Regions from separate parts of the Homo sapiens genome. Here all the other regions are linked to region 1. The links are chromatin loops, found by intact Hi-C in ENCODE. Cell type or tissue: ascending aorta. All regions are shown on one strand. Links, peaks and the distances in the headings refer to the core of each region. The heading gives the core; the rest is flanking DNA.

The links. Peaks named below come from ENCODE experiments on the same cell type or tissue, not always from the same donor. Only the 100,000 strongest peaks of a DNase experiment are listed, where the experiment ranks them.
Region 2: it touches region 1 in a loop (4-fold over the local background); 4 of 110 quality-filtered maps call a loop at or near these places.
Region 3: it touches region 1 in a loop (5-fold over the local background); 28 of 110 quality-filtered maps call a loop at or near these places.
Region 4: a loop joins it to region 1, with 2.2 times the contacts of the local background. A loop is called at or near these places in 3 of 110 quality-filtered maps.

Annotation. Positions count from the first base shown.
Region 1 is chr15:34,717,996-34,725,550 of GRCh38, reverse strand. LOC124903463 (a long non-coding RNA gene) reads right to left here and starts at 3,488. Exons shown (of 2, transcript XR_007064579.1): 1 at 3,314-3,488; 2 at 688-2,017. RefSeq lists an enhancer at 3,382-3,883. In ascending aorta, for the core only: a CTCF peak has its summit at 2,869; DNase peaks (open chromatin) are centred at 3,000 and 3,440; H3K4me3 peaks cover 1,614 bases; H3K27ac peaks cover 4,876 bases.
Region 2 is chr15:34,807,131-34,814,685 of GRCh38, reverse strand. It overlaps GJD2-DT (GJD2 divergent transcript), which reads right to left. Exons shown (of 3, transcript NR_120329.1): 3 at 1,763-4,190. Among named protein-coding and RNA genes, the nearest start is that of ACTC1, 15 kb to the right of the region's middle. In ascending aorta, for the core only: no CTCF peak of the experiment used is centred there; DNase peaks (open chromatin) are centred at 3,695 and 4,045; H3K27ac peaks cover 5,000 bases.
Region 3 is chr15:34,791,583-34,799,137 of GRCh38, reverse strand. It overlaps ACTC1 (actin alpha cardiac muscle 1), which reads left to right and starts at 3,589. Exons shown (of 7, transcript NM_005159.5): 1 at 3,589-3,632; 2 at 4,308-4,458; 3 at 5,569-5,893; 4 at 6,569-6,730; 5 at 6,857-7,048. The coding sequence starts at 4,330. The region is part of intron 2 of GJD2-DT (GJD2 divergent transcript); the gene reads right to left. RefSeq lists an enhancer at 1,971-2,442. In ascending aorta, for the core only: a CTCF peak has its summit at 3,733; DNase peaks (open chromatin) are centred at 3,208, 3,567 and 5,016; H3K4me3 peaks cover 2,871 bases; H3K27ac peaks cover 4,765 bases.
Region 4 is chr15:34,846,310-34,853,864 of GRCh38, reverse strand. It overlaps AQR (aquarius intron-binding spliceosomal factor), which reads left to right. Exons shown (of 35, transcript NM_014691.3): 35 at 1-2,083. It also overlaps the pseudogene TUBAP11. Among named protein-coding and RNA genes, the nearest start is that of ACTC1, 55 kb to the right of the region's middle. In ascending aorta, for the core only: no CTCF peak of the experiment used is centred there; a DNase peak (open chromatin) is centred at 3,549; H3K27ac peaks cover 2,029 bases.

The sequences.
Region 1 (7,555 bases), core at 964-5,963:
GCATTGAGAGTAGAAGCCTAGGGAAGCTTAACTCAAGATAAGGTTATTGTCTGTCCTCTCATATTCTCTCACCTTGGTCACCACCATTTAGTGAGGTCTGTGTCCCATGTTCCAATAGGAGCAGCATAACAGTACTTAGCATTGCAATTGAGAATATTCATTTTGGAGTCAGATGAATTTTGCTTGACTCCTACTCCTGCCACATTGAAGCTTTAACTTTAGATATGCTTATTCTTGAATATTAGCATCAGTGTTCTTTTCTGCAGAATAAGAACAGAGAACCTGTCCCATGTAAATATTGTGAAGATTACATATACAGTACATAGCATTGCATCTGGTACATAGAAGTGCTCCATAAATAGTATTAATATGATCATTGTTATTCTCGTAGTCTGCATTAAACACATTAGCAACTACTGTTGATCCAGAGTGAGTCTGGGATTCCCTTAGGGATTGCAATTTAATCTCATGCATAGTGTTCTCTGTAAGTTTCTTGGGGGTATTATAAGCATGAAGAACATAGGCACCCTCCTCTTAAAAATAGTAATTATGTTCACTTATATACAGACATCTAGACATCTGAGGAAACACTCTTTCTGAAAAAAAAAGTTACAAGCTAGAGCAGTATTGGGAGATTCTTAGGTATCCAAGAATGTACAATCAAATTCAAGTCCTAATGCAAAAGGATTTAGCATTGTGTGTATATTTATTTACAGAAAGCTGATAGCAAAGTTTATTCATTGTGATCATTTTTGAGCCATGCTCTAGTTCCAAACAAGTGCTAGACTGCATTTACTGTCCCCCAGTTTCTCTGTGACAGTTCCAAGTCAGCCCTTACTGGAATGCCAGAGCTTGAAGGCAAAGAGTTTGAATCCCCTGATGCCAGGTTATTCTTGGCAATAACCCACTTTGGCCCAGATAGACTCATGAGGCTCTGTCCTCTTTATTTGGGACTGGAACCAGGAGAGAGTTATTCTGTGTAGAGTAATGTAGGCATGGAGATCTCACCTGGGGACACTCAGGGGCGCCCCTGCAGATAATGAAGGGGCAGGATGGGATCACTGTGATATTTAAACTATTTTCTTTAAATAACAGAATCTTTTTTTAAAAAAAATCAAGCAATGAATTACCCCCAATATATAAAACAAATACCAGTCCTTTGTTCTGATTGATAAGTATGCATGTGTGCATAAGGGACTTTTGGAGGCTCTGCTTTCCAAATATTCACTGCTATGAGTACTCATCACACATACATACACATATTCGGTGGCCTCTGTTGCTTGCCACCAAGGAATCTCAAGGCTCCTTTAAACATTGTTTAAAAATCACTGCAATAAATGATTTTTAAGGCATAGTCAGCTCCTGTTTTCCATGATACCAATGACCAACTATAGCTTCAGGTAGATAAGAAGGGGTTCTGTGTCTTGGAATGAGAATGGGATAGAGTCTATAAGAGAAGCCGAGGCTCAGAGAGAGAGAGAGAGAGAAAGCCTGTGGTTGAAGCAGAGAAAAAGCCAAGGGCCAAGGGAAGGGCTGAGTGTTAGTGGAGGTGGAGGCCAATCGCTAGGAGCAGACAAGGCGGCGGGGGACTGTTAATGAGTTCTCAGTCCTGAAACACAAGCCATTAGCCCACCCAAGGCAGTGTTTGACTGTCATCCATTTGTGGTCTGGATTGATCATTAACCTTCAAAGGACCAAATATACTTCCACATCCAGCTTGGCAAGACATTCATCTTGTATGGTTGGTATCCAGCATAGGCCCAGTCAGGAGTCCTGGGAGGTTAGCAGAGGGCAGAGGCCAGCAGGATGAGCCCAAGTCTCCTTTCAAAAGAAGTCCAAGTAGAATCCAAAAGCTCTTGGTCTTTCGAACTGTCATTTGCATTGATGAAGCATGTGAGTGAGAGCATTTTAGAAGCTGTAGTACTTACTCCCTACTCTGGGATCTGTAAGATATAAGTCTGACATTTGGCCAAAGATCTTCTAGGACATATCATTGAGTCTTAGAGAAATGGATGGTCTACATAGAAGCAGAGAAAAACAATAAGTAGAAATTGGGGCTGGGTACGGTGGCTCACGTCTGTAATCCCAGCACTTTGGGAGACTGAGGTGGGAGATCACCTGAGGTCAGGTGTTCGAGACCAGCCTGGGCAACTTGGCAAAACACTGTCTCTACTAAAAATACAAAAATTAGCCGGGCATGGTGGCAGGTGACTGTAATCCCAGCTTCTCGGGTAGCTGAGGCTGGAGAATTGCTTGAACCCAGGAGGTGGAGGTTGCAGTGAGCCGAGATTGCACCACTGCACCCCAGCCTGGGAGACAAGAGAAAAACTCTGTCTCAAAAAAAAAAGAAAAGAAAAGAAAAAAAAAGAAATTGGGTTAGGCAGACATGTTAGAAGGATTACAAAATTAAAAAATTTGGGGGAAATAATCCCAACCACTTTTAAAACGAAGCCAAGAATACCCACAAAAATAGAGACAATCGTTTACCCTTCTAAATGTCATCCTAACATCCCTCTCAGATATTTAAAGCTTTGGTATAAACATATCAAAACACTGTATACTGCAAATAGATACAATTTGTATTTGTTAATTGTACCCTAATAAAGCTAGGGGGAAAACATACCCTAAAAATTAATCAAGCAAGCAGACTTTAGATTTGTTAAATTTTCTGGCAGAATCTCTAATATAACCTGCAAAATGCTCTTCTCCGTGACCCAAAATATGCTTCTGTCCCTGGAAGGGACTGATACCTCCAAAGGAGTGTTGTAATGTCACTGAGTCTGATTTTTAAAGAGCAATTGCAAAATTGGGCTTTCTAACCCACAGTATCTAACTACTGTTTTTCCTTCTTTTTCCTCTCCTCCCTGGCACAGCTAGAGGGTGCAATCTGGGAATGAATCACTGGGCTGCTCTGTCCCAGTCCAGTGTAAGCAGGAGATCAAACGGTCAAAAGATTATGGGAGTGGGGCTGGCCGGCCAGGCCATAATCTCCATAAGGTCACAGAAGTGCTGCTTTCACATCAAAAAATTAGACTTCCGGCCCCTAAAATTCCCTGAGACTGAGTGGATTTCCTTTTCCTAATTGAGAGGCCGGGGTGGTAATTTATTCCAGCCCCCAGTTCCACCGTGGAGTGGACTGGGGAGTGGATTTAGCAGAAAGATTCTGGGGCAAGTGGAGTGGCGGGGAGGCTGGAGGGTGGAGTGAGAGGTAAGAAGCGGATTGGATTTGTAAGGAAAGTGGGGTAATTGAAGTGACTTTCTGGATTCTAAACATAGCCTAAGCAAGAAAATTGGGTTTCTCAGAATGGCCCACCCAAGACATTCCATCGGCTCCGGCCAGTCTAGTTTTGAAACGCCTAAGGCGTCAACAGGGAGCGGCTGTCTGGGTTCAGCTCCTCTCTTCTCATTAGGGAGCAGGGTGGGGTGGAGCGCAGGGTGCTGGCGGCCTGCGTGAGCGCCAGCCCTGCACGCTGCCTCCGCCGGCGCCCAGCATCTGCTCGCGCCGCCTGCCCAGAATAGAACGTCTCATTGTGATGGATTAATCCTTTGGCTCCGGTCCTGCCCGGGTCACCAGCTCAGCCTGCGCCCGCCGAGTGCTGGGGCGGGGGGGGGGGGTGGACAAAGGGCACTTTAACTCATTCAGCACATTCCCTCTTCTCTCCTGCAGAAGGGCCCTCTCCAGTTGCGCGGCCCTTGTATAGAAGCAGAGATGGTCTTGCAAGGTGGCGGCGCCTCCAACAAGGGGACTGTTTGCTTCCTTTTAATTGGTTCATGGACTCCTGGGGGCGGAGAACCAAATTAAGGGAGATCTTTTCCTTTTTCTGATCCCTCTGAATATTTAATTTCTACTTCTTGTTTAACCTCTCTGTATTTATTTTAATTTCCTCATCTGTAAAAGGGGGGTAATGATTTTACTTACCTCATAGGACCATTACTATGATTAAATGAGTTAATACATACAAAGTGCTTTCGACTTCACAAAAGGACAAATATTGTACCAGTCCACTTATATAAGTTTCTGGTGTCGTCAAATTCATAGAGAAATAGAAAGGTGTTTGCAAGGGACCCGGGGGAAGAAGGAAATAGGGATTACTGTTAAATGGGCGCAGTTTCAGTTTGGGAAGATAAAAAGTTGTGGAAATGGATAATGGTGATGGTTGCACCACAAGGTGAATGTACTTAATGTCACTGAACTGCACACTTAAAAATGGTTAAGGTGCTAAAAGGTTATGTGTATTTTTTCACAATAAAACAAATACACACACATACACACACAATGTGCCAGGTATATAATAGGCGCTATATAAAGGTTGGCTATTGTTTATTATTATTATTCACTTTAGATACTTATTATTTCCCACTTCATTTGATAAGTTTTTACGTCTATATCTTTTCTCCCAAAAAAGCCTCTTGTTCATGCATTAGAGTTTCTGTACCTCACTTAACATAGCAATCTTGATCTTGGGCAGCTCCAATCCATCCACAAGAAATGAATAAATGAATGAATGAATGAGTGAGTGAATGTGTTGGACCAGGAAATAGAATATCCCAAAGTAACTTATGTAGCCCTTAACCTTCTGACTGATCGAGGAGACAGTGCCCTCCATCAGTGGATAGTCCTGAAAATAGCCCAGACAAGACACTTGGAAAAGCTCCCACAGAGTGATGCTGATTGCTGGCTCTATGATTTTCTTCTTGGTGGGTTGGCTCTGAAGCTTAGGAACGATCAAGGTCAACCTAGGAGAGCTGCTCAGGGACCCACCTTTGGGTCATTTTGTGTTTGGAGGACTGTTTGGAGACTGAGTCCAAACAGCAGGTACCCCCAAGAGTTTGAGCTCACCTCAGAGTAGCCTTGAGGTTCCATTCAATATTCACTGATACGAGGCTCCTAAGGCTGGCCCTTAAGTGACAGAGCTTTGGAGGAAGAAGCAGGGAGTTGTGCATCCTACCACTCATGACAACATACATCCTTTCAGCAGGGAGCCCTTTCTCCTTTCCTCACTCTCCTGTCTCACCCCATCTGGTGTGAGCAAGCAGGAGAGAGCCAGTCTGTAGCCTTCAGTAAATGTTACAAACCTAACTGTGCTAAGTTAAGAGACATTATCAAAATGACCCAGGAATCACCTGAAAGGACTGGACAGCTCTGGAAATGAGTGAATGCATCTTGTAAGCAAGGAGAAAACTAGAGGGATCCGTCTGGGACTGAGTGCACCAAAACTCTTGTGTCTCTCACGGTAAGCATTGGGCTATTTTTGTGTGGAATATTTTCACAGGCTCATTGGTGCTGTGAGGCTTCACCAGAAAGCAACAGTTCACCTTGTAGGAGACTGAAGTTAATTTTCGGGGACCTTAAACAACCTTTGGCCCTGGCTCAGGAGGCTGGGGAAAGAGAAGGAATTGAGTGTCACTGGGCAGCAGGAATGAAAAGCCACAAGGCAGATGATTAAAATGGTGGCTGAAAAGGGCAATGAGAAAAGATGAGCCAAAGGCTTGAAGATTATGAGAGAGCACCTAGTGCTGCTGGAGAAGGGCAGGGGGACAGAATGTGTGTTTAGGCTCCGGTCCCAGTGCCGCCATTGACCTGAATAGTCTGTGCCCCAGACTGACCTCCCACTATACACACTTTGGTCTTATAAAGTGGGTTTGGTTTAAATGCCCAGCCAGCTAGAGATTACAGATGAGTCACTGTGTCCAAAGGGTTATACCTTCTGTGCCACCTTGGGAAGGCACTTTCTGCTGAGTAGGCCCAAATGCAGCAGGTGACAAGTCACCTTGTCAGCCAAAGGCTCCCCTTTGAAGACACCCCATGGGGCCTCTGCAGGGACAAGGGCAGAGCAGTATGTAAGAGCTTGGAACGTGACCCTTATCTGAGCTGCTGTGACTTTAGCTCCTGTGGATAGGATTAGATGCAAAGATGCTGCCCTCACAGGGGTCCTGAAGCCATTTGGGCTCTGAAGATTATCTTTATATGCACAAATAACACACACACACACACACACACTCACATATCCCCCAAACAGCACCTGGGACCAGCTGACAAAGCCAGGTCTGGGATCTGATGGGGCTTTGTTCCAGAGGAGGATGGAATTGCCTGCCAGAAATAGCAAGCTGCTGCTTTCAGCAATGGGGCTGAGGTACAAAATCCATGTGCACTTTGTGTGCAGACAGAAACCTGAAAGAAAAACTAATTCAAATAAAGGTATTTGACAATTAAGCTAAAGCAAGGAGAGGCAGACAGGCTCAGTGCCCAGATAATCAAGAAGCAGTCATTTCTAAATCCAGCTCTGCTGTTGGTGACCTTGAACAAATCATCTCACCTCTCTGTTTCTCCATTTCTCTAAGGTTAAATCAAGAACTATAATTCTGACCAGCTAACCAGCCACACAGAGTTTAATTGGGGGAAAAGAGAGAGAGAGAGAGAAAGAGAAAGTTAATAAAACTGTTTGCCTATATACAAAGTACAAAATGTTAAGTAAGGAATGCAATAAAGCCTCCTCAGTGACATTTGGATATGTACATTGTAACTTCCTGTCTCCAACCCATACCTTCAGGCTAAGAGCTCTCACTAATTCAAGCTGAGATACACCCACCCTCAACACTGAACACCCCACAATGCTGCTTGTCACAGTGAAAATGGTGTAATGAAATAGAGCACACAACCTCACATACCCCAGCTCCAGCTAATCAGGCAAGCCTTTAGGATGGACACCCTGTGGGGTAAGAGTCCAGGATTATCATTCATAAACATCTGTGATTCAGGCTTCTTATTTTGCTCAGATTTCTTAGAGATTTTTCTCTCCTCATAGTCCCGCAACTACAGTATCTGCATAAAAATAAAAATTTCACCATTTTATTAATTGACACTTAATTTACCTAAGGACTAACCATTTTGGAATTTGGATCTGAAAATATTCAATTATTCTGCGCTTGACAGAGGCAGAAATAATGGTTTCTCCTGAGCCCCATATTCTACTCAAGGGGATTGTACATTACAAACCAGCTTTAATTCATTCCAAAACATATCTATGAATATCTTCCTAATGGCTTACGTATTTGGATCTTTGTGGGGATGGGGTGTGAGAGAGAGGATGAAAGATTTGCATAAGATCTATAAATTCTATCAAGGAGTTGGGTCAGGGTTGTCACTTATATAAAATTTTCATCTATGTCTGCTAGCCAATTTGTTTATAGAATGAAACCTAGCCTTTTTGTTCAGTGCTCTACAGAGAGATTAATCTAGTATGTTTTTGGTTTACTTTGGGTCCATGCTCTAAAACATCACAGCCAGATGCTTTGTAAAGAAATGGGTTGATTTCTCTGTAGCCATTGTAGTTATTCCCATTGTTGTAAATATTCTGCACGTATGTGTTTTTTCTTCAGGATTTTAATATAAATGTCTAACAAGGTGGCCACCAGAAATAATAAGCTCTTGACATTTAGCTCCCCGTCTTGATTCCCTGACACCAACTTTCCTTGTCAGGAGAGCCCACAGAGCCTAAAAGCAAGGACATTTGAGCCTTTACAGATTAGCAGAGCTGAGGGATTTGTATGTGTA
Region 2 (7,555 bases), core at 1,020-6,019, 89 kb before region 1:
CCTTTTTGAGCTCCAAATGCATGTGTACTAAACTTTTCACCATATTCCATTTGCCTTTTAGCTCTTTACTGTATTTCTTTTGCTCTCTAAGCTTTAGTCTGGATATAGTCTAGTACCTTAAAGCTCACTAATCCTCTTTTCAACTGTGTCAACATGCTTTTAAATTCATCTACTAAGTTATTCATTTGCATAATATTTTCAGTTTAAGAATTTCATGTGAGTCTCCTTAATGGATTATAATTCTTTGATGAAATTACCTATTTGCCATTTATTATCTTGAACATAGTAATCATTAAAAAACCCATAAGCTGTGTATCCGGATCTCCTGCTGGTCACTTTCCATTGTCTTTTTTTTTTTTCCTTGTGATTTTTCAGTGATTTGATCTGGCCAAGTACTTTCTTTGTTACTTGCCAGATATTATGTATGAAAAACTATAGCAATGATTTGAGGCTCTGTACAAGGTTATCCTCCTCCAGGGGATATTTACTTTTGATTTTGACAGACAGGGTACTGCCAATCACTTCCAACTAGCCTGGGATTGAGCTGACTCAAAGTCTGTTTGCTGTCAGTCTGTCTTTACTCCTAAGATGTAGCCCTTTGTGGATCACAGCTGAAGGACTGGTCTTTTACCACGGACACTCTTCTTCAGCAGGCCCTATACTCCAATTCTTTCTCTCCCACCCCAGCCCCATGAGACTGCTTACACTGCTGCTCAATTCCTGAGCCTTTGCTGCCAGTTTTTTCTCAGCTTCTGCTCTACTTGGGTCTCTCTCTCTCTCTCTCTGTATCTCTCTCTCTCTCTCTCTCCCCTACAAATTGGCAAATACCACAAGGGAAAAAGCAGCAACAGATACTGGGCTCAACTCTTTGCTTCCCCTCTCTCAGCCACGTTAGCCCCTAAAGTTCTCCCTCCTTTGATAATGTGCCTGTGTTTTCAAAGAACTTGTTTAAAAAAAGTTTATGCAACTTTTCCAGTTGTACTGGGTGGTAACATGCCAGTCCATCATAGCCAGAGTGGAAACTTTTGTCATTGACGTTTAAGTGCTCATTGACAACATTGAATCAGAGGAATTCCTCAAATAGGAATGGTTTCCTGTAAAACTTCACAGTGTCCTATCTCTGTTGAGTCTGAAAATAAATAAATAAATAAATAAATAAATATATAACTGACTTTACTGTGTCAGTAAATTCTACATTTAAAAAGTCTTAATTACTCAGCTGTTTAAACTGAGGAAGTACAACAGGAAGGTCAGAGATACAGCTATAATTTAATTTTATCTCTAAAATGAAATTGTTTGCTTATTTTATTTGTCCAGTTGGGTTCTTGAGCCACTGTAGCAGTACAAGCCACAGACAAAACCCCTCAGACACCGAGATAGGGAAGGGAGTGGCTTTAATCAGCTGGGAGCATCGGCAGGCTAGTGTCTTAAAATCCGAGCTCGTCAGATGCTGAACTTCTGTCCCTTTTAAGGGCTCACAACTCTAAGGGGGTCCGCATGAGACAGTCGTGATCGATTGAGCAAGCCAGGGGGTATGTGACAGGGGCTGCAAGCACCAGTGGTCCGAGTGAAACAGAACAGAACAGGAGGTTTCACAGTGTCCTTCCATACAATGTCTGGAATCTATAGATAACATCAGTTGCTAGATCAGGGGTCTAATTTTAACTACCAGGCTTAGGTCAGGCAGGCCCAGGCCTGGTTTCGGGTCTGGTTCCTAGGCACCAGGCTACCTGCCTTTAGTTTTGCTTTTCTTTCCTTTTCTGAGTATAAAACAATATAAAACAATATGAGAGGGTCTCTCTCTTCCCTCACCACCACATATCATAATGATTTTGATTTTAAGCCAGATTATTATTTTATTTGCCTACTTACGAAAGCTTAAAGGATAGGTTTTATTTTCTCAAACTGTAGACAATTCTACTTGAGCTACTCAAAATAGTGTATTCTAAATTCATAAAAAATAACATTGAGAAAAACACTAGATCAGTCTGAGAAATACGAAAAGAATGATTACTAAATATGTTTAATTTATAGGCATGTGACTCAGACTACAGCTGGGAAACCAGCTCTCCTTGGGAACTTATTTAAAATCTCAGATTCTGTAGCTCTGCCCCCAAGAGATTGTGGTTCCAAAGATTTGAGGTAGGGAGTTTCCAAATGATTTCTTTGTAGGTAATCTCAAGACACACTTGGAGAAACACTGGTTTAGAGAACTGAGTTTAGATTTAATTATAGCAATTCCTCATATCTACTGTGTTCTATTTGTGTTTCATGAAAACAATGAACTGGAGTTTTAAGAATTTCATTACATTTAATTCTTAATATAATCACTATCCATAGTAGCTCATATTTGTTGCACTAGTATAGTATAATAGTGAAGTATATGGGCTTTGGATTCAGATTGCCTGGGTTCAGATTCTAAGCCAATCCTAACTACCTGTGTGACTAAGGCAAGTTACTTAACCCAACTTCCCAGCTTCCTCATCTGTGAAACAGGAGAAATAATACTTCACAGGGTTAGCTGGGGATTAAATTATTATAATGTATGTAGTGTGTTTATCAGTGATAAAAGCACTTTTAAAATATTAAGTATTTGCTAGGCATGGTGGCTCACGCCTGTAATCCCAGCACTTTGGGAGGCTGAGGTGGGTGGATCACTTGAGGCCAGGAGTTGGAGACCAGCCTGGCCAACATAGTGAAAACCCATCTCTACTAAAAGTACAAAAATTAGCTGGGCATGGTGGTGCACACCTGTAATCCCATCTACTCAGGAGTCTGAGGCACAAGAATCGCTTGAACCTGGAAGGTGGAGGTTGCAGTGAGTGGAGATTGCATCACTGCACTCCAGCCTCAAAACAAAACAAAAAAAATATTGCGACCAACTTGTGAGTAGCTGCCATAATGTTCTTGTTTTACTCATGGGGAAATTAGGTCTAGAAAGTTTGAGTAAATTATTCAAGTTCATGTAGCTGGAATGCAGCAGAGGCAGCATGAGGCTCAGGCTGTTAATAAGCCTATGTGTTGGGTCCTGCTCTATACTGTTTCCATGATCCAAATGTCCCCAGCACCCACCCCACATGGTGGGTACAAATGTCATCTCAATAAATACTTAACCCAAGTCAGTACCATTCAGAATGTGTTCCACAGACCTTCAGCATCAGCATCATCTGGGAGCTTCACAGAAATACAGATTCTCATGCCTCACTCCAGACCTACAGAATCAGAAACTCTAGGGATGGAATCAGTAATTTACTGCTTACCAAGCCCTCCAAGTGACTCCGATGTAAGTTTAAGTTGGAGAGCCCTAGGCTTAGATCAATGGTTCTCAACGTTGACTGAACATTAGAATTTCCTGGGAAACTAAAAACTTCCCAAAATGCTCAAATGCACCCAGACCAATTAAATCAGAATTGTTAGAGCTAAGATCCAGGAATCAGTTCCCAAGTGATTCCAATGTGTGCGAGATTCAGAAGAACTACCCTATATTCTTTTGCCTGATAACCCCTCTCTGTGAAACTGAGTGGCATTGGTCCCCTCCCCATCTCTCACATAATTTCCTCCTTGTTCCACAGCTCCGGGATTCCCTAGGGGTATCTCTCAGATGCTGAGGGTAAATTGTGGACTATGACTCCAGCCTCCACTGCCATGTCCCGTCCACTCTGGCCATCACTGGCACAGCCTTTGCACTTATTCCTGGCTGCCAGCATTCAGGCCCACAGATGCCTTCTCCTGGTGCTGAGTCATTCACTGCTCAGTTGCAGATCTGAACCAGGGCAGGAAGTTTAACTCCCTATCCTCTAAGTCCTGCTTTCTCTGAATGCTCCCAGAAGAGGCCCTAGGCCAGGAGAGTTTAGTGGGACAGCTCTGTTTGTTTACAAGATAGGCCTTTGTTTCAAGATGTTCACAAACACTCTTGAAGTAGCTCATCTGGGATGTTTTAGATGCTATTAGTTAGAAGTGTCACTCTCCTCCAGTCTTCAGCTCCTGTGGCCAGTCTGTTCATTGTGCCAGATTCCACTTGAAGTAGCTGTAAATTCTCCTTCTGGGGATCTTCCATTACGCCACAGTTTTCCGATAGTCATCAGCCCCTGATTCATCAAACATGCTTGCATACATTGGAATCTCCTCAGCTTCAATGGCACCTGGCACCACATGCCAGACGTATTACTGGACCAGCCAATGTGCTTTCTCTAAATATAGAGAATAGGATACATTTAGCACTGCTATTTAAATTTCATAAACTATGATCACCTAAGTATAAAAAATTCATTCAGAATCGACTTGATTGAGAAACTGAAATTACTAGATTTTTCACACACTTTATATTTAATCGCCAAAACTTTTATATTTTGAGATAATTGCAGGTTCACATGCAGTTATAATAAAACAATCCAGAGAGCCCATATACCCTTCATCTTGTTTTCTCCAGTGGTAACATCTGGTCTGACTAGAGTACCATATTACAACTAGGAAATTGACATTGATACAACGCGTCAAGTGTATTCAGATAGCACCAGTTTTATATGGACTCAGTTGTGTGTCTGTGTGTGTTTGTGTGCGTATTTAGTAATAAGCAATTTCATCACACACATAGATGCATATGGTCACTACAATTCAGTACAGTTCCGACACAAGGATCCCTCACACCACCCATTTACAGCCACAACTACTTCCTTTCCTTTCCATTTCCTGAAGCCCTGGCTATCATTAATCTGTAATTTTGTCATCTTGAGCATACGATACAAATGAAGTCATACAGTGTGTTGTTTGTACGCTTTTCTTAGTGCTTGCTCTAGGTATTACAATATACAAAGATATCATCATTGTCGAGTCTACTGGTAACGGCATTTTGCCACATCCGGTAGAGTACAGAGACCTTCTTCCATTTAGATCTCTTTACCCTCCCAGGTTCTTAAAGATGATTGTTGTAAGTATTGGCTCTACCAAGATTAGGACCATGTCAGATGCATGTTATAATTTTTGCCTTAACCATCAAATGTGATTTAAGAAACTCATGAGAAAGACAATTTATTATATTTACCCCTATTTCTTTTACCAATTCCAATATTCTTTCCTTTTTGAAGTGTTAAGCCTTCTGCTATTTCCTTTAGCCATTTTTCTAAATAATAGATTTGCTACCAACGAGTTTTCTTACCTTTTGTTCATCTAAGAATGTCTTTATTTCCCCTTCATTCCTGTCAGACATTTTTGCCAGAAACAGAATTTGAGGTTTACAGTTCTGTTCTTTCAGTGCTTGAAAAATGTGCCACTTTATTCTGGCCTCTATGGTTTCAGAAGAGAAATCTGTCCTCATTTGCATTGGTGTTTTCCTATAAGTAACGTATTGTTTCTCTCTGGCTGCTTTCAAGATTTTTCTTTGCCTTTCGTTTTCAGACTTTTAAGGATGATAAGTTTTAATGTGGATTTCTTTGGAATTATTCTATTTGAGATTCTTTAAGCTTCTTAAATCTCTATATTTCTGTCTTTCACCAAATGCAGGAATTTTTCAACCATTATTCCTTTGAATACCTTTTTCAGTCCCACTTTCTCTCTCCTGAGGATCCGATGGTACAAATGTTAGCTCTTTTGTTATTGTCTCACAGGTCCCTGAGACTCTGTTTATGGTTTTTGTTCGTTTGTTTGTTTTTGTTTTTTGAGACAGGGTCTTGCTCTGTCACTCAGACTGTAGTGCAGTGGTATGATCTTGGCTCACTGCAACCTCTGCCTCCCAGGCTCAAGCAATCCTCCCACCTCAGCCTCCCAAATAGCTGGGACTACAGGCATGTGTGACCACACCTGGCTAATTTCTTGTATTTTTTATAGAGATGGGTTTCCACATGTTTCCCAGGCTGGTCTTAAACTCCTGAGCTCAAGCAATCCACCCACCTCTACCTCCCAAAATGTTGGAACTGCAGGCGTGAGCCACCTCACCTGGCCTCTGAGACTGTTTTTATTTTTTTCAGTCTACACTTTTCTCTGTTAATCTGGAGTAAAATCTGTTGACCTGTCCTCAAGTTCACTGATTCTATCCTCTGTCATCTCCACTGTATTATTGAGCCCATCCATTAAGTATTTTATTTAGCTTATTGTATTTTTCACTTCTATAATTTCCATTTGGTTCTTTTTTATAACTTCTATTTCTTTGCTGAGATTTTCTCAGTATTTTTCGCATTTGTTTCAAGAGAATTTGTGATTGCTTATTGAAGTATTTTTATGATGGTTGCTTTAAAATTCTTGTCAGATAATTCCAGCATCTAATTCATCTTGTTGTTGGTATCTGTCAATTGTCTTTTCTCATTCATGTTGCGATTTTCAATTGTATCCTGACAGTTTTTATATTATATTCTGGATCATATTTAATCTTCTTTTATTAGCAGGCAGCCCCCTGTTGAGATATTGAAGACTAGGTAGATGTGTATGTTTAGCTTCCTGACACCATCCTGGCAAAAAGGGAGTGCTGACTCATACTGCCTCACTGCAGTGGGGTGGGTGGGAGGAAGCTCAGCTCCCCATTTGGCCCCACTGACACCTTCCCAGTGAAAGAGAGGCACTGACTCCTACCATCTCCTGGCCTCCAAATGGGAATGAAAACTCAGCTGTTGCAGGAAGTAAGGGACCCCGAATGGAGGGACCGGCTGGAGCCATGGCAGAGGAACATAAATTGTGAAGATTTCATTTTAATATGGACATTTATCAGTTCCCAAGTAATACTTTTATAATTTCTTATGCCTGTCTTTAATCTCTTAATCCTGTTATTTTCGTAAGCTGAGGATGTACGTCACCTCAGAACCACTGTGACAATTGTGTTAACTGTACAAATTGATTGTAAAACATGTGTGTTTGAACAATATGAAATCAGTGCACCTTGAAAAAGAACAGAATAACAGTGATTTTTAGGGAAGAAGGGAAGACAACCATAAGGTCTGACTGCCTGCCGGGTCAGGCAAAAACAGCCACATTTTTCTTCTTGCAGAGAGCCTATAAATGGACGTGCAAGTAGGGAAGATATCACTAAATCCTTTTTCTAGCAAGGAATATTAATATTAATACCCTGGGGAAGGAATGCATTACTGGGGGGAGATCTATAAATGGCCGCTCTGGGAATGTCTGTCCTATGCGGTTGAGATAAGGACTGAGATATGCCCTGGTCTCCTGCAGTACCCTCAGGCTTACTAGGGTGGGGAAAAACCCGGCCCCAGTAAATCTGTGGTCAGACCGGTTCTCTACTCTCGATCCCTGTTTTCTGTTGTTTAAGATGTTTATCAAGACAATACATGCACCGCTGAACATAGACCCTTATCAGTGGTTCTGCTTTGCCTTTGTCCTCTTCCCTCGGAAGCATGTGATCTTTGTTCTGCTTTTTGCCCTTTGAAGCATGTGATCTTTGTACCTACTCCCTGTTTTACACCCCCTCCCCTTTTGAAACCCGTAATAAAAAACTTGCTGGTTTGAGCCTCAGGTGGGCATCACGGTCCTACCGATATGTGATGTCACGCTCGGTGGCCCAGCTGTAAAATTCCTCTCTTCGTACTCTTTCTCTTTATTTCTCAGCTGG
Region 3 (7,555 bases), core at 867-5,866, 74 kb before region 1:
TGAGAAATAGCAGACCAAGTATATGTGAAGGTATTTTTGGTGGTGGTTGGGAATAGGGCTTAAAATCAGGTGCCTGAGTTTGAATTGTCACTCCACCATTTGCTCACCTGTGTGACCTCAGACAAAAAAGGCTCAGTGGTTCCCTACCTCATAGGATATAAACTGGTCTTTCTCAAACTGCAGGAAGCACAATTTAGTCACAATTAGCAATAAAAAAAATAACACTCGGAGACTGCACAACAATGTGAATGCACTGAACACTTTTGAACTCTGTATTCCTAAATGGTTAAGATAGTAAATTTGATATATGCATATTTTACCATAATTAAAAAAAAATCTAGAATGTACCAAAGAGGAGATGTCATTTTTTTCTTCTTTGTTTTGTAATTTTTTTTGAGATGTCATTTTTATATGCTTAAAAAGCCAATCTCAATTTTCAAATTAAGTGGATCTGTAAAAAGTAGTTTAAATAAAACTCAGTCATGAAATCTTACTTTCCTGTTGGTTTACATTTTAAAATATATAAAATAGGGTTCAAAGTTTTTAAAATGTGGAAATCAAGGCCAGGCTTGGTGGCTCATGCCTGTAATCCCAGCACTTTGGGAAGCTGAGGCTGGCAGATCAGTTGAGCCCAGGAGCTTGAGACCAGCTTAGGCAACATAGTGAAACCCCGTCTCTTCAAAAAATACAAAAATTAGCGGGGTGTGTTGGCATGTGCCTGCAGTCCCAGCTGTTTGGGAGGCTGAGATGGGAGGATCAGCTAAGGTGGGAGAATCGGCTAAGGTGGGAGGATCACCTGAGCCTGGGAGGTTGAGGCTGCAGTGAGCCCTGATTATACCACCGCACCTGATTATACCTGGGTAACAGAGGGAGACCCTGTCTGAAGCAAACAAACAAATACATAAAAATAAAATAAATAAAATGTGGAAATTGAGTGGTAATACAAATAGTAAATATCAAACAATCATAAATTTTTAAGAAATAAGCATTCGTTCTTGCTACACACATAACACATATGAAAATACACTGTTTTGAGTGTTAGGCAATGAAATTGAGCGGAATAGGAAACACATTTTTCAAACATTTTAAGGGTGAATATTGTTTCACAAAACTGCTGTTGTGTCCTGCACTGTTCTACTGGCCTCCCACTAGAGCCAATGGTCCTGAGATGAGGGGGCTGGAAGTGGCCTCCTAGATCCCCGAAGCCTGTGCGAAGGACAAAGGTCAATAATCATGGTTTTCCATTCCTGAGAGTCTTTGCACCTATAGCAGTCATAGTGGGAGTCTCTCACCAGCCACTCCCATGCAGAAACTCTTTCTCTCACACAAATGTTCATAAACTTCAGTTCTGCTCTACTTTTAAAAACGAACAACACATCCTGGGGAAGGCTTTCTCGGCAACTCTTTCAGACCTCCATTCCCTTTTTGTGACTATCCTGCTGATACCTCTTCTTCCCTCCCAGTTTGTGCCATAGCTGTCTGACTTTTCTGTAATTGCCACGGAGGATGAGTCCTGCTCTGTTTTATTTATCACTGAATCCTTAACTAGCACAGTTCTTGTCCTGCAAAGATTTGCTGAATCAATGAAGAATGAAATCAACCTGATTCTTTAAAAGGCAGAGCTACTACTGCCTCCAAAAGTATCATTATTACACATACAATTTGCTTTGTATCTTCCATATTACTTACAGCATTTGTTTCTAACTATTACAATACACAATAACTTCTGCAACAAGTGTTATGGTATCACTTTTGAGAGGGAAAACTTGGGGCTTGGGAAGGTTAAGTGTCTTGCTCAAGACCAAACAGATAGTTAGTAAGTGATAAAGGCAGCATTTGAGCCCAGTTCTGTCTGGCTCTGACACCAGTCCCATTTCTCCTTTTCCTTGGTTTTTCTATATTTTCACGAGACAAGGCAGTTCTACTCTTGGCATCCTGTCAATAAACATTTTCACTGTAAAATGCCTGCTGTGCTGCACAGAGTAATCTCAGCCAGGTCTCTTACCCGACCCCACCACACAGCTGCCCATCGCGTTTCTTCTCCAGACCAACCCAAACATGGTTGGGGAGTTCAGAGGGGAGGGCCCAGCATTCCCCAGTCGGGACAAGTATCTAATCAGCAGGCCTCCTCAGCATATCAGCCCAAGACCACTCTAGAGAGAGATGCCAGTGCCCAGTTTTCTATTTTTAACTGGTGTGAACTGGAGGAAAAACACAAGCATTAAAAATCAAAGCTCCAGTCAAGAACTGAGAATGCAGGGCACCCCAGGGCAAACTAGTGATCTGTGTCCTTCTTACATCTCCCTCTTCCTTCTCCCTCTCCTCATTTCATGTCATTTTTCTTTTTCCTTCTCAAAAGTTCAAGATCCTGCAAAATCTGTTTTCCACAGAGGAGATGATATCTGTCATTTATGCCAATGCTTCTCACACTTTAATGTACATACCAAGCAAATGAGGATCTTGCTGAAAAGCGGATTGGGATGGCTCTTGAGATTGCATTTCTAGCTCATTTCCAGGTTATGACAATACTGCTTGTCCATGGGCTGCACTTTGAGTAGCAAGGATTGGTGTAGTCCTATAGTTTAAGTTGTTGCTATGTTCTCCATCAAAGTATTTGCCTTTGCAGTCTTGTCTCCACCTGGAGTGAGGGCCTCTGCCCCCAGTTTAAAGATGCTCATCTCCCCACCATCAAGTGGGCAAGCTACTTTTGGCATTTGTTCCTTTATTCACTTTGGCAGCAGGGGATCCTTTTCTGGCCTGAAGACCAGAGTCTGAATTTGAGCAAAACCCTGCAGCATGGATGAGGGCTACCCAATAACTGGGCTGGGGTAAACCTGGTCCCTTCTCCAGCAAGACTTGGCCAAGCTCTCACAGAAACCCTTTTCTGACTCTTCCCTGGCCAGACCCTGATCCATGCATGGGTTGGAACTCGGGTGGCCTTGGTTAATCTCAGCTTTCTGACCTAGATGAGCCCAGCACCAGCTCTCTGAGTAAAGCCATTCAGGCTGGCGGGGACTAGACCAGAAGGGTGCCCTGTCCTGGGTGCCCCTTTTGCAGCCACTCAGATGTGCTGCTGCGGTGTCCTTTGTGCTGGTGGCAGCCCTGGAAGATGAGAAGCCGCTGTTGCTCCCCTGCTGCCCTGGCCCAGCTGTCAGGACCCCTCAGCAGAGGGCAGGGCGCCAAGCCTTCCCACTGCATGTGGCTTATTGTCCCCAAGGCTGGCAGGGCTGCGGAGGACCGAATCCACAGACCATCCAGGGAGCACCCACACCCCAGAAAGGGGGAGGGGTGGGCTGGCGTCACTTAGTCTTCCCCTGCCCCCTACCCTTCAGCGCCTGCCCCTCCCCAGCTCCCTATTTGGCCATCCCCCTGACTGCCCCCTCCCCTTCCTTACATGGTCTGGGGGCTCCCTGGCTGATCCTCTCCCCTGCCCTTGGCTCCATGAATGGCCTCGGCAGTCCTAGCGGGTGCGAAGGGGACCAAATAAGGCAAGGTGGCAGACCGGGCCCCCCACCCCTGCCCCCGGCTGCTCCAACTGACCCTGTCCATCAGCGTTCTATAAAGCGGCCCTCCTGGAGCCAGCCACCCAGAGCCCGCTGCCGCCGGAGCCGAGCCGACCCGCCCCGCCGACGGTGAGTCAGCGCCCGGCCCTCCGCGTTCACTCCTCGCCTGGTCCGCGGGCCGCGCCGGACGCCAGCCCCGCGCCGCCACCTGGCCAGCCCGGCCCGCATTCAGCCAAGGCCCCAGCTCCTGCCGCTCTGCGACTGCCTTTTTTTTTTTTTTTTTAAAGCCCACACTTTTTGATTTGGTTCTAACTTGTTTTGTCCTGGGCGTTGGTCCTCGCAGGACCTCGCAGGGGCTCTAAGAAGGGGAATTTTGTGGCTCCCCAAGGGGCTTTTGGGTCCCTACTCTCGTGCGCTTTCCCCTCCATCTGGGGCACAGGCATGGCGATATGGACAGGGCTGGAGATCGAGTTCCCAGTTCGTGAAAAGGAAGAAAGTTAAAGGGCTGGGGAGGACTAAGGGGCTGGGTTTCTTGGGTCCCTCCTTGCACCTGGCACCCTAGCTGGAACTCCTGGCCAGGGAGCCTGGGTGGATTCCTCTGCCCTTCTCTGTCCCCAGTCTCCTCCGCGGCTTCTTCCCTCCCTTTTATGATTCGAGGGGAAGGGAGGTGGCAGGAGTGTTCCCCGCCCAACCCCCTGTCCAGTCCCCACAACCCCCTTCTGCTCTGTCCTGTCCTCTGGGTGCGGAGAAGGCCAGCTGCACAGGCAGCTAAGCGTGGTCCGCCCTCCCCTCCTCAACCTGCAGAACCCCCTGAAGCTGTGCCAAGATGTGTGACGACGAGGAGACCACCGCCCTGGTGTGCGACAACGGCTCTGGGCTGGTGAAGGCCGGCTTTGCGGGCGATGACGCGCCCCGCGCTGTCTTCCCGTCCATCGTGGGCCGCCCGCGGCACCAGGTAAACTTCCCGCCGAGCCCCCCGTCCCACTCGGGACCCCTTCAGTCCAGCGATCTAGGAAATGGCTCTCACCTGACCCTCTTGTTCGATGAACTCTTTAGGCCAAATTAAGAGAAGGCTGATTGACTTCAAATCCAAGCCAAGGCAAGCAATACTCCACAAAACCCCAACATACTGAGGAATGTACACCTGAGTGGCACGCCTCTAAAAGGGTCCCACTCCCTGGTGTGAAAGCCACCTGCTTCTCTCCACTAATGGCCTTTTGGACTTTTAGTCTTTAGTGTCTTCTCTGCCTTATACACTTCATTTTCTTCCTTGTCCTCTCTTTTCAGTCCTGTTTAAAACTTCTAACAATATCACCTCTCCCAACCAACCAGGACCAAATCCACATTCCTCTCTCATGTTCACAGCCAGTTTACAGGGTTCCCCAAAGGTGTAATCAATCTATCTCCTTCCTGGCTGTTGCATTTTTAGAAGCCAGGCGTGACAGAGGCAGCAAGTGCCATGGTGATAGTGACATACCACCTCGTTTGTTAAAAGACATGCCATGCTCTCTGGGTTTGTCACATGCCTGGCCAGACAGGCTGCCAAGCAGGAGAGCTTAGTCCTCAGAGCTGGTGAATGACTCCAGAACAGCTCTGGACAGGCTGAATTTCACTGTTGGAGTGAGGATGGCATATCAGCCCATCATTATGTGTTCACTTGAATGTCAAAATCTTTTTCTTAGGAGAAATACAATGTGTCATTAATTCAGTCATTCCAAAATGCAGTCATCTATATTCCAGTTGACATGGGTGATGAGCTTAATAACTTAATGAAGGCATATGATATTTTTAAGGTGAGGTGAGGCTCTGCTTCTTCAGTGGAATAGCTTCATTCTCTCCTGAGTTATATTCTCAACAATAGAATTATACATCTTTGGGGGAGTGGGGAGAAGGTAGAAGATTGATTTTTAAATAATTCTTCTAAATTGGGGTAAAATCGTATTGCTTGTTATTTCTGGTATTTAAATATGTTCCTTGACTTGGGCAGTTAGATATAAATGGACAAGACACTGATTATATTCCTGACATGGTGAGAGCATGATTTTCTCATTTTTTCTTCTCATAGGGAGTTATGGTGGGTATGGGTCAGAAGGACTCCTACGTAGGTGATGAAGCCCAGAGCAAGAGAGGCATCCTGACCCTGAAGTATCCCATCGAGCATGGTATCATCACCAACTGGGACGACATGGAGAAGATCTGGCACCACACCTTCTACAATGAGCTCCGTGTGGCTCCCGAGGAGCACCCCACCCTGCTCACAGAGGCCCCGCTGAACCCCAAGGCCAACCGGGAGAAGATGACTCAGATCATGTTTGAGACCTTCAATGTCCCTGCCATGTACGTGGCCATCCAGGCAGTGCTATCCCTGTATGCTTCTGGCCGTACCACAGGTATGCTGGGCTCTGGGGACAGTTACTGATGAATCACATTCCCAAGTCACCGACCTTGCTGTGAATCAGATCCCCCAGTTGAAAAAGGGATAATCCCTTTCCTCCCATTCCCTAGCAAGGTCTGTGCTAAGAGAAAGAGTTAACAGTAGTGCCCTGAGGTTAGTTTCGGAGCACAATTATTGTTGGAGCTGATAGCTTGTGGAGATAGGTCCTTCCCTCATTTAAAGCTCAGCGCAGTGTAGCAGCTTGGAGTGCAGCAGTCATTGTTATGTGTTTAAACCATCACATCACCTGGGCAAGCATCCCCAAGGAGAATACATTCCATACAGGGTCTGAGTCAAAAGAGAGAGAAACGTGTAAGTTCAATAGGAGCAAAGAAAAACACCCTTGGGTGCTTACATAATGTGCTCGTGGCTGACAAGAAAGATGGTCATTTGAAAGTGTCCTCGGGAATTTTTTCTACTATAATAGTTAAAAAGATGAGCTGCAGTTTGCTTCAGATTTAGTATTCCTGATGCGCATTTTTATTCTTTGTGTGTAAGGAATCTAATTTTATCTGGATCAATGCCCATTGCTAGCATCTCTTAGCCAAGATTGGAAGCGGGCTTTGCCGTGGCTAGAGCAGTGGTGTTGTCCTCAGGAATTTACCTTGTTCTTGTCTACTTCCCCGGGCAGGCATTGTTCTGGACTCTGGGGATGGTGTAACTCACAATGTCCCCATCTATGAGGGCTACGCTTTGCCCCATGCCATCATGCGTCTGGATCTGGCTGGTCGGGACCTCACTGACTACCTCATGAAGATCCTCACTGAGCGTGGCTACTCCTTTGTCACCACTGGTGAGTGTGTGTGTCTCATCTGCCACAGTGTGGGTCTGCTTTCCTCCTCTCTCACTGAATCCGCCTACCTCCCTATAATTGACTTCTTGCTTCAGAGCATGACTGTGATACTCTTTATTTCTGTAGCTGAACGTGAAATTGTCCGTGACATTAAAGAGAAGCTGTGCTATGTCGCCCTGGATTTTGAGAATGAGATGGCCACAGCTGCCTCTTCCTCCTCCCTGGAGAAGAGCTATGAACTGCCTGATGGCCAAGTCATCACTATTGGCAATGAGCGCTTCCGCTGTCCTGAGACACTCTTCCAGCCCTCCTTCATTGGTGAGTTGTAGGGTCTGGTGCAGAGGCACGATTTTCCCTGGAAATCTTAGGGTCTCCCAGAGTAAAATCTAGAAGGCTCAAGAAGCCCTTGAGTTAAAAGAAGTCATAGTTTGGATTCCCACACAGCTCAACCTCAAGTCCTGATGGCTCATTAAAGGGGAAGTCTATGTTCTGCTCTAGTGATATAATAAAGGATGACACACTGAGTTCATCTCAAAATAAAGGATGACACAGAGTAGTAACTGAATAGCACGTATCTGCAGGAAAAGGGCTAGTTCACAAGAGCTGACTTATTCCCGTAAGTTTCACTACCAAGTAGCTGGACTTTCCAAGTTCCTCATCATTAAATGCAATAACATTCCTACTCATATTAATAACTGGGCACTTATATGTCAACAAATATCCTTCCTAAGCAATGCTTTCCATAAGGAACTTTGTCAGGATCTGATTTAAGTCCATAAACAAAAATTACATTCATTTTAGTTTAAACGTGTATCTTTTCCTTTT
Region 4 (7,555 bases), core at 781-5,780, 130 kb before region 1:
TTAGACCTTAGACAAATTTTATAACCTCTCTAAGCCCATTTTCTTTATCTGTAAATAAAGGAAAAAGATCTGTTTGGATTTGGGACAGGAGAGTTGTCTGTTTTATAGGGTAATGTTTATGAAAATAATTTATCACCTAGGTACTTAGTAAATACCAGTTTCTGTCTCTGTTTTTCTTCAAAGCTTTGTTGACAATGTAGGATATTGCCAACTAATCCTTTGACTTGAGTGCTTAGCCATGCCCCAATCCAGGCAGCATGAAGAATGATCAAGAAGGGGACACCTAGTGGCAGTTGACCTTTGAGGATCTATCTAGGATCAGGTTACTGATTTGGGACCTCTGAATCAGTACATCATAACATCGAGAGTGATCTCTGCCAAAATTAAAATTCTGTCAGAACAGTATAAGCAGAAGGAAGACATTAGGTCTTTCTGAAATATGGAGCTGATAACTTCTATCAGTTCTGAATTCTGTACTGTCCCACCCCCAAATCATCTATATTGTTGCATGTGCTTAGCTTTGTGCCTTGAATTGCTATTTCCTTTTTATCTTGCACTCAGATGGTATTTTTAGAGATGTTTCTTCAATCAAAACAAGATAAAGTTAAAAAAAAAAAAAAAACAGTGACCCTTTTGCATAAGCCAGAAGAGCAGTGCCTTGCTTCCTGTGAAAAATGCTTGGCAGTTAGCCTGTGTAATTATTTAGCAATCATGTTAATAGATGTTTAAGAATAATGGAACTGGAGCTGTACTGAGCCAAGGATGGAAATGAAGACATGTGAGACTATTTTTTCTTCATCCACCGATACTCTTCAGTTACAAGGATTTAATTTAAAAGGGTTTTAATTAAATGGAATCCAGAAGCTTTGGACGCTCCAGTTTTTCTTCTTAGAGACAAACCCTAGCTCAGTTTCCTGGAGCTTGACTCAGAATGCAGCATGGTACTCCGGACTGACAGTGTGCCAGCTTTATTCACTTATCTCTCTACCTTTTGGCTTGCGTTTATTTCAGGGCTGCCTGACATTTTGACCTTATGTACAAAGATGGCCGATACGATTATTTTTCATCATATATTACAGAAAATACTACTCTTGAAAAATACTCTGAGAAATATGTTCTATGGTCAGATAAGTTTGGGAAACAGTGAATTATTGTTCCTCCTTTGCAGAATCACAATGCACTGTTAGCTAATTAAAGACTCTCAGATGTCCCACTGGAAAGAATCATGTTTAGCTTTGTTTAACCTAGCATTTCCCAAACTTATTAGAGCATAAAACTTTGTTTTTGTTTTTTTTTAATAAGATAGGTAGCTATTTCCTTAGAACACAGTTTGGGAAACTTTTTGTTCATTTGTTTTAATAAGATACCTTAGGTAGCTATTTCCTTAGAACACGAGCCGGGTGCAGTGGCTCACGCCTGTAATCCCAGCACTTTGGGAGGCCCAGGCGGGCGGATCACCTGAGGTCAGGAGATCGAGATCATCCGGCCCAACATGGTGAAACCCCGTCTCTACTAAAAAGACAAAAATTAGCCAGCCATGGTGGCAGGCACCTGTAGTCCTAGCTACTGTGGAGGCTGAGGCAGGAGAATCACTTGAACCCGGGATGGGGAGGTTGCAGTGAGCTGAGATGGCGCCACTGTACTCCAGCCTGGGCGACGAGCAAAAACTCCTTCAAAAAAAAAAAAAAAACATAACTTAGGTAGCTATTTCCTTGGGAACCAATATCTTTACATTGGCTAGAACTGTGAATCGCCCTTTAAAGATAAAGCCCCAAAATACATTTTTTTTCCCTACAGGTAACCAGAGGGTGAAGTAACAGCCGAAGAGGAAACCAGAAGTGAAGTGATTTGTACAAAATGTCGTAGTGTAATTTATTGAGTGTCATGTGGTATTAATCGCAACATCCTGAAAATGCAAATGAATAAAAGTTTGGTCAATGTACCATGACATTCCTTCATGTGAGCCTCCTAAGAAAAGGTCACTGAGCATTCTCTGTTTACATTTTAATTTTAGACTCCAGAATTTCACACTAAGTTTTTCTTCTCATTTCTTATGCAGTAAAAGAAGAGTTTGTATTTCCAATGTGTCTGGCTTTCTGTTCTTTAGTTTTTGTTTCCTTAAAAAGTTTAAACTCCAAAAAGAGAAAAGGATTACTTAGCATAACCAATAGAGGTGGTCTGGAAATAATAAAAGAAAATGAAGGCAAATATAAAACATGAAGACAGTTTCCTCGCATAAGAATATTTAACACACAAGGACCCCAGCAGTTACTTTGCATTAAGCATACTGAATTCTTTCTTGATCTCCAGAATAACTGTCCCCACAATCCTCTTCCCCTCTACCTTTGATTTAACATTGTGCACTCTCTCTATTATACTTATCTTTGTGTTGCAACCTAAGTTCAAGAACCTCAAAGGTAGCTGCTTCTCTTTGAAAGATGCCTGGTTTAATATAAAAAGCTCTTTTAAGAGCTGAATTTATTGACATTTTTCGAAAAACAGTTCTGGATGGGAAGTGATCCTTTTCTACTTTAGTTCACTGGTTCATTTGGGCCATTTTTGATTGGTTGGTTGGTTGGTTGCTTAGTTTTTTCCATCTGGTTTCTAGTTCAGTTGTCCACAAAGTGAACTAAAAGTGCTTACTGTGTTACTGTATTTTCATTACCTTTTTGCTTCCAGTGCTAGTTTCTTCTCATCTCAGACTGCCACGAAAATAGCGTGCAATAGGAGTAGACCTTGTTAATTTGCATGCCATTTAGTTGGTTGACTACTTTTCACAGAAGTGAATTGAATTCAATATAATAAAACTTTTGAAGATGTTTATGAAACTAATATTTGTATATCAACAGACTATTGAATGCCAACTCTGTGCCAGGCAGCAATGCCAAAAACAACTCTAGTACTTTATAGATGAGAACACCAAGGCATTGGGTGATTTGCCTGGGACACCACAATTAATTGAACAGGGACTAGAACCATCATGTAACTTTTAGGCAAATTTCTTACCATGCTGCCCTTTAAATTTCTTTGCTTGAGACACATTAAAGAACAGAACAACACCAACTGTGCATGAGTAAGACAAGCCTACTAAATAATTTCTCTTATGGTCAATATACCAAAAAGACTAGGTTGCCAAAATCAGGGTAGAAAATAAAAGGTCTCTAAAAAGAATGTCCCAATGTTTACAATATTTATTCTTACAGGAGAAAGACAAATTAGTATTTGTTTTGGTTTGAAAAAGGAATGAGAAACACATAATAGAAAGGGACTCTGGTAAGTAATACTGTATGCCTAAAAATGCTAATTATCCTAAAGTCATTTTATATTTAAGCAGAAGCAGAACATGTTAAGTAATAATAGTTTTAAAAGTGTGATTTCTGAGTGTGTTACCTTGACTCAGCTTCTCAGGAGAAGTGACCGGGACCTGGTGTCTGCTCCTGTTGCCTTTGTCTCTTAATCCCTAGCCACTATGCGTGAGCACATCTCCATCCACGTTGGCCGGGCTGATGGCCAGATTGATAATCCCTGCTCAGAGCTCTGCGGCCTGGAACACGGCATGCAGCCCGATGGCCAGGTGCCAAGTGACAAGACCACTCGGGGAGATGACTCCTTTAACATCTTCGGTGAGACAGGTGCTGGCAAGCATAAGCCCAGGGCAGTGTTTGTAGACCTGGAGCCCACATTCATTGACAAAATTCACGTTGCCATCTACCACTAGCTCTTCCACCCTGAGCAGCTCATCACAGGCAAGGAAGATGCTGCCAATAACTATGCCCAAGGGCACTATACTATTGGCGAGGAGATCACTGGCCTCATGTTGGACCAAATTCTCAAGCTGGCCAACCAGTGCACAAGTCTTCAGGGCTTCTTGGTTTTCCATAGCTTTGGTTGGGGAACTGGTTCTGGGTTCACCTCCCTGCTGATAGAATGTCTGTCTCTTCATTATGGCAAGAAGTCAAAGTTGGAGTTCATTTACTCAGTGTCCCAGGTTTCCAAAGCTGTAGTTGAGCCCTATAGCTCCATTCTCACCACCCACACTACCCTGGAGCGCTCTGAGTGTTCCTTTGTGGTAGACATCTGTCATAGAAATCTCAATATTGATTGCTCAACCTATCAATAGCTAGTGAAGTCTCTTTAACTTTAACTGCCTTATTCATCAGTTTATGCCCTCTATGCTTCCCTTAGAGTTGATGGCTTCCTGAATGCTGATCCCTGTTATCTCTGCTGAGAAAGCCTATCATGAAGAGCTTTAGAGCAGAGATCATCAATGCTTGATTTGAGCCAGCCAACCAGATGATGAAATGTGACCTTCGCCATGGCAAATGATGGCTTCCTGCCTGTTGCACTGTGGTGACACCATAAAGATGTCAATGCTGCTTTACCACCATAAAGACCAAGCACAATATCCAGTGTGTGGATTGGTGTCCCACTGGTTTCAAGGTTGGCATTAGTTACGAGCTTCCCATGGTGGTACCTGGTGGAGACCTGGCCAAGATACAGAGAGCTGTGTGCATGCTGAGCAATACCACAGCCTTTGCTGAGACCTGGGCTCACCTGGACCACAAGTTTTGACCTGGTGTATGCCAACCATGCCTTTGTTCACTGGTACATTCGTGAGGGGGGCATAGAAGAAGGGTTTTCTGAGGCCCAATGAGGACATGGCTGCCCTTGAGAAGGTTTATGAGGAGGTTGGTATAGATTCTGTTAAAGGAGAGGGAGAGAAAGAGGAGAGAAATATTAATTATCCATTCCTTCCATCCCTGCAACATGTCTTACTCCCAGAATTTAAGCTTCAACATTAATTGACAGGCATCAAAGCTTTCTGGTTAGATTGTTTACACTCAGTGGAGATCAATGTTCCATCTGTACCTGTAAGATTATTGGCCTTTTGAAGGCCTCCAGTACAATGCTGAAAAGAGGTAGTCAGAACAAGTATCTTTGTTTCTTCCCAGTTTTAGGAGCAAACTTTCAATATTTCACCACTAAGTATAGTGTTTGCTATAGGTTTTTGCATACACTCTGTATCAGGTTTTAAGAACTTCTTTCTATTCCTAGCTTGCTAGGTGTTTCTTTTTTAATCATTAACGTATGCTGAATTCTAACAAATGCTTTTTCTATATCTATCAAAATGATCGTATGCTTTCCTTTATTTATTTATTTTTATTTTACTTTAAGTTCTGGGATACCTGTGCTGAACGTGCAGGTTTGTACATGTGCCATAGTGGTTTGCTGCACCCATCAACCCGTCATCTAGGTTTTAAGCTCCCCATGCATTAGGTATTTGTCCCAATTCTCTCTCTCCCCAATCATATGCTTTTCTTTATTTTGTTAATGTGGTGGATTACATTGATTTATTTTTTCTATCGATTGAATTTTTTCTAATTAGGGCCATAAGTTGCTACTCTTCACATGCCTGGTAATTTTTCACTGGATGCTGGACATTACAAGTGCTGTGTTGTTGGATGTTTGGATTTTGTTGTCTTCCTTTAAAGAGTGTTGAGGTTTGTTTTGGCAGGCAGTTACATGTGGATTAGATCTACCTTTTTGATGTTTGTTTTTAAGCTTTGTTACACAGGTGTAGAGTACCTTTACTCTAGGGCTAACTTAGCTCTATTACCAAGCTATGACCCTTCTCTGGCCCCTTTTGGATGCCCCAGGTTTTCAATGAAGTATTTCTACTTGGGTTGATATAAATTAAAACCTTTTCTATTGTATGAGCTCTAGGAATTGTTTAGTAGAGCTCCCAGGCAGTTGTCCTTTGACCTCATGAAGTTTCACCCCATGCATGTACAGATTAGTATTCAGCCAAGACTCAAGGGGACCCCTCTTTAGATTTCTGGAGACCTTTCTTTGTGTAACTTCCTCCTTTTAGTTACTATCCCTTACAAATTCTAGCCAGCACAGTCTTCCCAAGTTTCTGTCTCTTAAATTCAGTGAGACTGCTGGGCTTCTACTTAGGTTCCCCCTAGGTAAAGGCAAACTGTGCTGCTCTTCAAAAATTGCCTGTAGGCAAAAGCCAGGGCAATCACAGGGCTAACCTTTTTCCTTTTCTTCCTCTCCAGGATGACGAAACTATGCTGCCTGTTGGTCAATGTCTGAAAATAGTTGCTTCATATATTTTGTCCACTTTTACTTGATTATAGTGGGATGTACTGGGATGAGCAGAAGTAGAAGTTGACTTTTTTTTTTTCAATTAATATAAAATTAACCTTACAATCCTAATCTTTTTTTATAAGTGCTATATTACATTTGCTAGTATTTTATTTGGCATTCTTGCATTTATGTTTATGAGAAAGATTGGTCTATCAGAATAATAATTATTATTATTGTACCATACTTGTCAGGTTAAATATCAAGATTAGAGTGACTTCATAAACTGAATTGAGAAATTGAGAAGTCCTTTTTTTTTTTTTTTTTTTTTTTTTGAGACGAGGTCTCATTCTGTGGCCCAGGCTGGAGAGCAATGGTGCAATTTTGGCTCACTGCAACCTCCACCTCCTGGGCTCAAGTGATCCTCCCACATCAGCCTCCCAAGTAGCTGGGACTACAGGTGCACACCACCATGCCTGGCTAATTTTTGTATTTTTTGTAGAGACAGAGTTTCACCATGTTGCCCAGGCTGGTCTCAAACTCCTGGACTCAAGAAATCTGCCTACCTTGGCCTCCCAAAGTGCTGGGATTACAGGCAGCAGGGGGTTTGTTGTTGTTGTTGTTGTTGTTTTTTGAGTACTCTATTTTTATTCACTGGAAGTGTTTTTTGTAACATTGATATTATTTCTTCTTTAAACACTTGGAAGAATTCAACAGTGAAACAATCTAAGGCTAGATTTCTTTGTGGGAAGATTTTAAATTTCAGATTCAATGTATTTATCAATGTAAGACTACACTATTTCTTCTTGTGTTGGATTTGATAAGTTGTGTTATCTTAGGAATTTGTCCATTATAAAGCTGAATTTTCCGATTTATATTGGGAAAAGTAATATATAATATGTTCATAGCACAGCTTTAGCTATATCCCACATGCTGTATCACATTTTCATTAACATTCTGCTCAAAATGTTTTCTAATTTCCATTGTGATTTCATTTTTAACCCATGTTTTTTCATTTTCACTGAAAATGTTTTAGAACTTTAATGGAGATGATGGTTGCACAACATCGGGAATGCACTAAATGCCACTAAATTGTTCACTTAAAATTAAAAATTTTAAATTTCATGTTATTATTCACTTTAAATTGGTTAGTTTTATGTGAGTTTCACCTCAACAAAAAATACTTTTTAAGAAGTGGGCTGGGTGCAGTGGCTCATGCCTGTAATCCCAGCACTTTGGGAGGCCGAGGTGGGTGGATCACCTGAGGTCAGGAGTTCGAGACCACCCCGGACAACATGGTGAAACCCTGTCTCTACTAAAAATACAAAAATTTGTTGGGCGTGGTGGCACATGCCTGTAATCCCAGCTAGTTGGGGGGCCGAGGCAGGAGAATCGCTTGAACCCGGGAGGCGGAGGTTGCAGTGAGCCGAGATCGCACCATTGCACTCCAGCCTAGGTGACAGAG